Linked DNA regions of Homo sapiens: region 1 is linked to region 2. A link is an interaction called in ENCODE POLR2A ChIA-PET data of the cell type or tissue named here. Cell type or tissue: HepG2. All regions are shown on one strand. Links, peaks and the distances in the headings refer to the core of each region. The heading gives the core; the rest is flanking DNA.

The links. ChIA-PET counts read pairs that join two places held together with the same protein. Peaks named below come from ENCODE experiments on the same cell type or tissue, not always from the same donor. Only the 100,000 strongest peaks of a DNase experiment are listed, where the experiment ranks them.
Region 1: POLR2A ChIA-PET joins it to region 2 with 5 read pairs; 2 of 35 experiments call an interaction of 5 or more read pairs at or near these places.

What each region holds. Positions count from the first base shown.
Region 1 is chr10:96,671,516-96,675,906 of GRCh38, forward strand. The region is part of intron 2 of PIK3AP1 (phosphoinositide-3-kinase adaptor protein 1); the gene reads right to left. Among named protein-coding and RNA genes, the nearest start is that of PIK3AP1, 47 kb to the right of the region's middle. RefSeq lists enhancers at 2,237-2,306, 2,437-2,506. In HepG2, for the core only: no CTCF peak of the experiment used is centred there; a DNase peak (open chromatin) is centred at 2,386; H3K4me3 peaks cover 1,397 bases.
Region 2 is chr10:96,589,177-96,593,567 of GRCh38, forward strand. PIK3AP1 (phosphoinositide-3-kinase adaptor protein 1) reads right to left here. Exons shown (of 17, transcript NM_152309.3): 17 at 4,139-4,391. LOC105378443 (a long non-coding RNA gene) reads left to right here. Exons shown (of 3, transcript XR_946220.4): 2 at 2,243-2,408. Among named protein-coding and RNA genes, the nearest start is that of TM9SF3, 4.4 kb to the left of the region's middle. RefSeq lists a silencer at 1-69. In HepG2, for the core only: no CTCF peak of the experiment used is centred there; no DNase peak of the experiment used is centred there.

The DNA of each region.
Region 1 (4,391 bases), core at 159-4,158, 82 kb after region 2:
TCATACTGATGGTAAGAGGGTCAGTGGAATGCCAAGTTCTTACCCACCAGATGTCTTACTGACACTGAAGTCAGGGGAGGGAGGAGGTGACAATTATTTAGAAGTGTTAGTGTGAGTTAATTAAAGTGACATCAATCATTGTTCTCATCACCGTCGTCATCATCATCATCATCCTCATGATGCCAAAAAGATAAGGCAGAGTCCTACAGATACTTTCCTAATTCAGACTTTAAATACAGTCATGGCCAGGCATGATTACTCACACCTGTAATCTCAGCACTTTGGGAGGCCAAGGCAAGCAGATCACTTGAGGCCAGGAGTTCGAGACCAGCCTGGGCAACATGGCAAAACTCTGTCTCTACAAAAAATACAAAATTTAGTCAGGCATGGTGCACGCCTGTAGTCCCAGCTACTTGGGAGGTTGAAGTGGGAGGCTCACCTGAGCCCAAGGAGATCAAAGCTGCAGTGGCCCATGATTGTGCCACTGCACTCCAGCCTGGGAAACAAAGTGACACCCTGTCTCAAAAAACAAAGAAAAAAAAATACAGTCATGGTGGTCACACTGTCTCCCTGGAAACAAAGAGAAAGTTGTAGAAACGAAGAAGGAGGAATGAATCCACTTCTTCCACACTCCCATGCTGGCTTCCAGAGGTGGTTGGAGCTGGTAACTTTGGAATGCAGGTGGGCTCACTCATCATATGCAATCGTTTTGCCATCCCAGTGTTCTGTGCCAGACGCAGACTCCTAAGGCTGCCTGATTTCACTGCACATCGGTGAATTTGCAGCGCTGGGTGGAGGGTTCTGGGTCAAGGATCTACTGACATCAGCCCAAATCTTTTCTAGCTCACACAGACAAGGAACAGTATTTCCTTCATTCATCAGGTAATTCACCTGGCCCTCCTCAATGTACTTGAGGTTCAAGATCAAGGGAGCAGGACAGGAGGAAAGATGACCTTAGGCCTCTAAGACTTTTATCCAGCACTCCCCACTCCCTTAAATAAATGAACTATTAGCTCTAAATGAGCTATTCAAAGTGTTCATTTCTTGTTGCTGCTTTTTTTAAAGCAAAGGCCTATAGCTTTTCCCTTCCCCTCCCCAACCCACCCTACCTGCTCTTCAGCTTGAGCAAAAATAGCAAAACATCTGAGGCTGCCATGACAACCAATGAAAGCACCGTGGTGCCCACTCTTGTCCACCAATGATAAAACCTGCCTGCGGCTCTCCCAGTCCTCTCCCAGCTGGGGCTGGGGCCCTCTAACTTTCTTCCAAGTTCAACCTTCAGGAAGCTTTCCCAAATAGAGCTGCTCTATCCTCAACCAAGAAGCCAAGGGTCAGCTGGAGTTGTCTCAGCGCCCAGTGCCTCTGAACTTTTTGATTTGTTCTCCTTTGCTCCTTTCAGTGTCTCCAGGCACATGTGACAGAGATGACTATCTCCATTTTGCAGATGGAAAAATAGAGGCATGGGCCATGAACTGACCGGCCCTAGTTCATAAGCTTCTGGTTTAATGGTAGAACCACATGCAGAATTCAAAGCTCCCAACTCCAGATCTGGTTAGCAGAAGAACAGAAGGAACAGCCACTCTCAGAAAACATGACCCAAAAGGGGAAAAGATTCTGCTAGGTGAGCTGCATCTCAGCCACAGACTGACATTCCCTCAACCAGTCTCTGGGATATAAACCTGGGAAGGGTTGGAGGAAAATCTACTTCCCCACCATGGTAAATGGGCTGCACAAAAACCCACCTCTATCCTGGATTCAGCGTCTCGGGCTGCATCTACCATGCACAGGCAACCAGAAGAGCACAGGTAAGCTTCCTTGGCGGGGTTTATCAGGATCCTTAGGGAGCACTATCCAACCTGTATCCCATCTCCACACCTGTGAGAAAGTGCTCCCCTCTAGGCACCCAGGTCTGGAGGCCTGCAGGCCCCTGTTTCCTCGTTCAGGAAACCCCAGTGTTGCTAACAAAGCAGGAGCTACCACAGCCCCCCCCGAAAGGCTTCCTCTTTCTTCATCTCTTTCAGACACTTATAAATGTGCTTCCTCTCCCTATGTAAATTTCGTCCAAATGGCACAACGCAGGCTTGTCATGAGGCCATTAATAACTCACCTTTTCACAGGCTCTTCTTGGTTTCCTGGTTCAGGAATCAGTTCTTATCTAGACAGACACTGATGTCTGGATTTACTGGTGTGAGGACGGACAAATGGGCTTTGTCTGGGGCAGGCCACATAAATGTGATTTATTTTCACTAAGTCAAGAACTGAGAGGCTGAAGGCAACTCTTGACAATAACTAAGCTGAAGAAATTGAGAGTAAAATTTCTTCCCTTTTGTCTGTCTCCCACTCAATGGTCAAAGTCCCAGGAAAGGCTGAAACGGTGTTTACTTTCCCCCACTTAGGCTGACCCTTCGCATTCCGACCAGCTGAAAGGATGGAACTGGCTGGTCAGTTTCACTTTCCACTTTCAGGAAGGGTAACTTTCTGTTCTCATCCCTCACCGTGAAAGGCTGCATCTGGCTTTGTGGCTTGGTCAAGGCTGGGTGGAGGTGGGGGTGTGATGCTTCTTGGCGAAGGGCTTAAAGAAATATGAAACAAGATGGCATTCCAAATTCTGCATAAATATAGGCCAAAATTAAAACTCCTTTAACCCAGGAGTTGCTGGCCTTAGTGGTCCAATATTAAAATCAGGGCTATTAAGGCCAAGACTCTAAAGATATTCTACAGTATTTCCTAGCAGCACAAACGCAATTACTAACAGATTCTGGAAAAGCACATTCAGCTAAGCCACAGAAGACCTGGATTCAAGTCCCATCTCTGCCACTTCCTGGGTAATCTTGATATTTCTAAGCTTCAATTTCCTCTCCTTTAAGATGGATTTATTTATGCCTGCCTGGTTTGTTGCACAGGCTTATTGGAATTAAGTGATCAACATGCAGAAGCCCTTTGAAAACTGAAAAGTGCAAGACAAAGTTAAATCAATTAGTGTTGTTTATCTGTTGACCAAATTTTTCTTCTACTAGACTGTGATTTCTCTGAGAACAGATTTCCTGACATTCATTCATCTTTGTATCCCCAGGGCTTAGAATATAGTGAGAAATCAATAAATACTTCTTGCATGAATGGATGAATCGATGAATGAGATAAGACCAACCACCTAAGTTACTAGCAGGGAAAGCAACACCTCAGGGAGGACCACTGTAAGGCTTTGTGCCTGGAGGCTTTTAGTGTGGAATCTGGAGAGAAACAGGAAACTGTTTAACCCTCTAATTTATGATACCAGCGTGAACCAAGCTTCGCTGAAAATTCTGCATGGTACACTGTGTTAGTCCCAGTCTTCCGAGAAACAAAAGCTAAAATGAGATTAAACATACAAGGTGTTTTGTTTTGTTTTGTTTTTTGAGACGGAGTCTCACTCTGTCGCCCAGGCTGGAATGCAGTTCTGCAATCACGGTTCACTGCAACCTCCACCTCCTGGGTTCAAGCAATTCTCCTGCCACAGCCTCCTGAGTAGATGGGATTACAGGCATGTGTCACCACGCCCAGCTAATTGTTGTATTTTTAGCAGAGATGGGTTTTCACCATGTTGACCAGGCTGGCCTTGAACCCCTGACCTCAGGTGATCTGCCTGCCTCAGCCACCCAAAGCGCTAGGATTACAGGTGTGAGCCACTGCACCCGGCCATATAAGGATTTTGTCAGGGAAAGTGCCTGGGAAGGAAAATGGGGAGGGAGGGTGGGAAAACCTTGTAGCTGTCTGAGCCCAAATGAATAAGAGGGGGAAGGAAGGTTGGGTGGAAGCGTCCTAGACCACTGAGCAGGCTAAGGAAAGTTGTGCAAATCTGTCACGGAGTCTTCAAACAGAAGTTGGCCACTGGCAAATCTTGCGTCTTCCGGAAATGGGCCTAGTATCCCTGCCATGCTCAGTTATTGACTGGGAGCAGCCTGCAGGAAGCAGGGCCTTGGTCGAAAGCTATGATGGATTCAGAGGGTGGCACAGGAGCCCTTGGTCGGTTCTACTCCCAGCAACTGGAGATCTGCCAGGCATATTCTCATGGCCACCACATACATGGCAGTGCTTCAAAGCATGGAGTTTAGGGTCCATGTAAATGAATTGAGTCCCTGCTATTACTGGATGGCTATCTTGGGCAAGTTACTTGATCTCCTAAAGCCTCATTTTCCTTATTTATAAAATAGAGATTATAATTCCTACCTCTCAGGACTGTTATTGTTGAACACTGTGTCTGCCACATAGTAAGTGCTCAATAAAAGGAAGCTGTCATTTCTCTGTTAATATTAATAACAATAATAATAATTTATTATTCACAAAGTACTTCTATTAGCAGTTAGGACCTAAGAACAGCCCCCACTGTTGCATACTCGTATTAGAATTGTATA
Region 2 (4,391 bases), core at 199-4,198:
TATCCTCCCGAGCACCTAGCAGGGTGACTTGCTCATAGTGAAAGCTCAGTCAATTCTGTGAATGAATAATCACTGCTCTTGAATGAAGTGATGATGTGCAATTGAAGAACAAGCCGTGTAAGTGCTACATTAAGATGGATGTGTAGTTTCTTAAGTATCCATCACCACCCTCCACAGATTTGAGGTAGTATGCATGTGGCAGGTGTTTTGGGGAGGACTGGGTTGGCAAATGCTTGGAGGTAGGGAGGACACAAGAAAAAGTATATTCATTTAGGGAGGATAGATTAAAACCAGGAAACTACACACACAACAAAGAACAGGCATGACAGTGTACTTTTAAAAAGGAACACAAAAGCTGGCCAACTGTGCAAATGGTCAACAGGCAGTAAAAGCAATGGGCAATGAGAGAAGTGGAAAGAAACCCTATTTCAGAGGAGTATTTGGGAAAATTTAATGGATGGAAGAGCAGGTAGAGCCATTAATTCAACGATTATTTATTAAGCCTCTACTATGTACCAGGCACTCTGGTAGGTACTAGGGGAATTATGCTGATAAATGGCATTAGGTGATACAAGTCTGACAGCAGTAGGTGTGGAAAGAAGGAAAGGGAGATAAAGTAACTGATTAGAGTAAAAGAAGTGTGGCTTCAAAGATCCTAGGTGCCTGATGACCTCAACAGGACAAAACAGGGCTCAGGTCACCATCAAAATTAGGGTTGTTTCACTAAACTGGGGAGTGAAAAACATTAACATACCTTATTTCACCACTTATTTCATCTGGGTGAATGACCTCATTCCCTGACACCAAAAAGGATGGCAGCGGTGGGGAGAAAATGCCGGTGAAAGGCATTTCCCACCTCCCCCAGTGGCTATACAGCCTCTTTTCTATGGTAGCTCTAATAAGACTCCATTTTGGTTAAAGAGCTTATGACCAGCAAGCAATCCAGAAAACCAAAATGTCAGTCTTTTATTTTCATTCTGGGTAAACATGATCATCAAAACTATTAGGTATGGGGGCTAGGCACAGTGGCTCACCCCTGTAATCCCAGTACTTTGGGAGGCCGAGGTGGGCAGACTGCTTGAGCTCAGGAGTTCAAGACCAACCTGGACAACAGAGTGACACCTCTGTCTCTTCAAAAAATACAAAAAAAAAAAAGTATCTGGGCATGCTGGCACGTGCCTGTGGTCCCAGCTCCTCAGGAGGCTGAGGTAGGAAGATGGCTTGAACCTGGGAGGTGGAGGTTGCAGTGAGCTGATTGTGCCACTGCACTCCAGCCTGGGTGACAGAGCCAGACCCTGTCTCAAAAAAAAAAAAAAAAAAAAAGTATTAGGGTATGGATTGACCACATATCTTCTGATTTCTATCATCAGCTACTTTTTCTTTGAAATTCTATTTCTTCCTTCTACTTTGTTATGTTTGTCTTGCCAGTTATGTACTTCAGCAGGGTGGGCGACAGTTCGTCTATTGCTATTTGCCATTTTCCACCTCCACCGTTTCTGTTCTGGCTGTAATGTTCTAGACACAGATCTTCATGATTGCTCTGAGTTCTTTCTTTAGGAAGCCATTACTGAGAACATTTAGTTCTTGGACTGAAGAGCAACTAAGGCCATTAGTTTCTTTGTGTGGTTCCTCTTTCACTGTCTCTCAGTTTTTTAACTGATATAACAGTGAGACAGAGCAAGGAACAGCAGGTGCCACATAATAAAAAGAGCCTTGCCAATTAGGTGGTGATGCCACTAAGGCTGTCTCCCTGCTTCTTCCGACAAAGCGATTCCACACCCTCTTTCTGAGACTTAGACTTAACAGAGTTGAAGAGACCTAGACTGTTACCAAAGACACAACTCTCCACTTCGTAGGTGATGAAACATAGAACAAGGTAGTCAAGTTATGTGAACTCGTCAAGTAAGTAGCACACCAAAATAAAAGACCAGGTTTCCTGGCTTCCGAAACAATCTCTTCCCTATACCATGCTAACTCTTACTGCAGAGATAGCAAAGACATTTTATCCTAAATGGGCTTTGGCGACTAGCCTAAATATTAAATTTGAACTCAATTGAACATGGACACAAACGATGGTCACCAAGTCCCAGAACGGATTGTGTGAGCTCTTTGAGGCGTTCATCCAGCGTTGTTTCGGAGAAATCTCTATTTCAATCTATTCCTATACATTAGTTATTGAAAAACAATAGACAACCGCAAAAACAAGTTGACCTTTTTGTGTTCCTTGATCCTGGTCACAAAGGGCCCTTGTGACTGGACCTCATGCCAAACAACTCGTTACAAAAAGAGCTAGGGTTCCAGACTGCGCCGAAGCTTCATGAGACCTCTCCTTGTCTGCATGGACGAGTGGCCAACTCTGGAGCCCAGGCTGTTGCTTCCCAGTCTGGTGGTGAATCCTCCATAGTCTGGTGAGTGTAAATACATATATATATCTTTTCCCTTCTCCCTTCCCATTGCAATTTGCTTATTATATCATTTGCTTATATCTGCACTGCCATTTGGGATAAAGCTTGTTTACCCTTAAAGGTATTGTGTGTGTGTCTCCTCCCGCGCGCATTTCCCACACAGAACACCTAAGAACCTATTTTTTATGATTTTTACGAGAAGTGAATTCCAAGTTGTGCCTCAGAATTCAGAATATATCTTTCAACCTCCTACTCATCCCCTCACCACCCTGGTGAACACAGTGTCTGGCCAGCAGGAATGAATGAAGAAGACTATTTTATGTTCTTAATAACTTGCTTGGAAATGAACAGAGCACAATTTATCAAACCAAAGCAAATATTTATACAGGCAGATCCCTTAAAATTGAGGATTAATGCTTAGGAAGAATTTTTTAGAATTTTCCAAATTAACCACTTGTCTTTCTCAGAAATAAATCTGTTACTGATGCTTCCTCCACCAACCAGCTGCAAAACCACACACTATTCTTTGAAGGAGGAACACAGAAAACCAACTTACTTCCTGGGGCATTTGGGAGAGGAATCTAAAAATCCTAGTGATATGGCAATGACTAGAACCTTTTTTTTTTTTGTAACAACAAAGCTAAAAGGGGATGTGTAACTTAGCTTGACTTGTAAAAATATTCGTAGAAGTCATCTATATTTTACCACTTTGTGTAACTAAGGCAGAGCATTAGAGATTATTCACATCATTAAATATGTCCAGTTAAATTATTAGATTACAACACCAACCTCTTGTTCATAGTCTCTCAGTCTTCAGCTGGGCACGGGGGCTCACGCCTGTAATGCCACCACTTTGGGATGCCGAGACGGGCGGATCACTTGAGGTCAGGAGTTTGAGACCAACCTGGGCAACATGGTGAAACCCCGTCTCTACTAAAAATACAAAAATTAGCTAGGCGTGGTGGCAGGTGCCTATAATCCCAGCCACTCGGGAGGCTGAGGCGGGAGAATCACTGGAACCCAAGAGGTGGAAATTGCAGTAAGCCAAGATGGCACCACTGCACTCCAGCCTGGGTGACAAGAGCAAAACTCTTGTCTCAAAAAAAAAAAAAAAAAAATAGTCTCTCAGTCTTCATACTTTGTTGCTTAGTTGGATTATCTGCTCCTAGGTTTTAATATAAGATGAAATAAAAGTGCTGGCCTAGGAATTGGAGGCCAATTTACCTTAGGGGCAAAGGCAATGGTGGTGAATATACCCAACAGCTTCACTTTCTATGGAGCCAGCTTGTAAAATCTTGGGCAAGGATGGTGGCAGCAGAGCTGTCTGCCTAAGCATCATGTAGAAAATTTTTTAATGGTTTCTTTGGACCCTAGCTTGCAGTGTCATTTCTGCTTCTCATTGTATTGGAAATCCATGGTTTTGTTACATAATGTACTCCTAAAAATGTATACACATGTGTTGAGTATGTGGAAGTTGAATATATTTATGTTATAAATGAGCAGTTCTGTTTCTGGAAAATGAAAATTTTCACCTCATCACTACAGACATTCTTTGATAACACAGTCCCAGTGTTTCATCCAGATTATTTCATTTTCTTCTTTTACATATAACCAACCATTTTGGATGTTAAAGGAACAACCAGTGAGGGCTTAAGATCTGCTGCTTTTGACTTGGCACTCCTGATCAGTTCCATCCGTGTCTCAAGTGTATCACATTCACGAGACAAGGCTTCTCATCAGCAATTTCAATTTTATGTTTTCTACTTATTTTTATATAAGAATACAATGCAACAAAATATTCATATATTGCACAAACAGTGATGTGCATACAAAGATGCTAACAACATTGGCTGGTAATAGGCTTTACCATGTTACGATCTAAATGCTTGTTCATCAGAGAATGTACAAAATTCTAAGTTTGGCATCCAAAAGGGGGCTTACAGTTATTGAATATTTTTCCCAGCCCTATTTTAAATCAAATTCAAG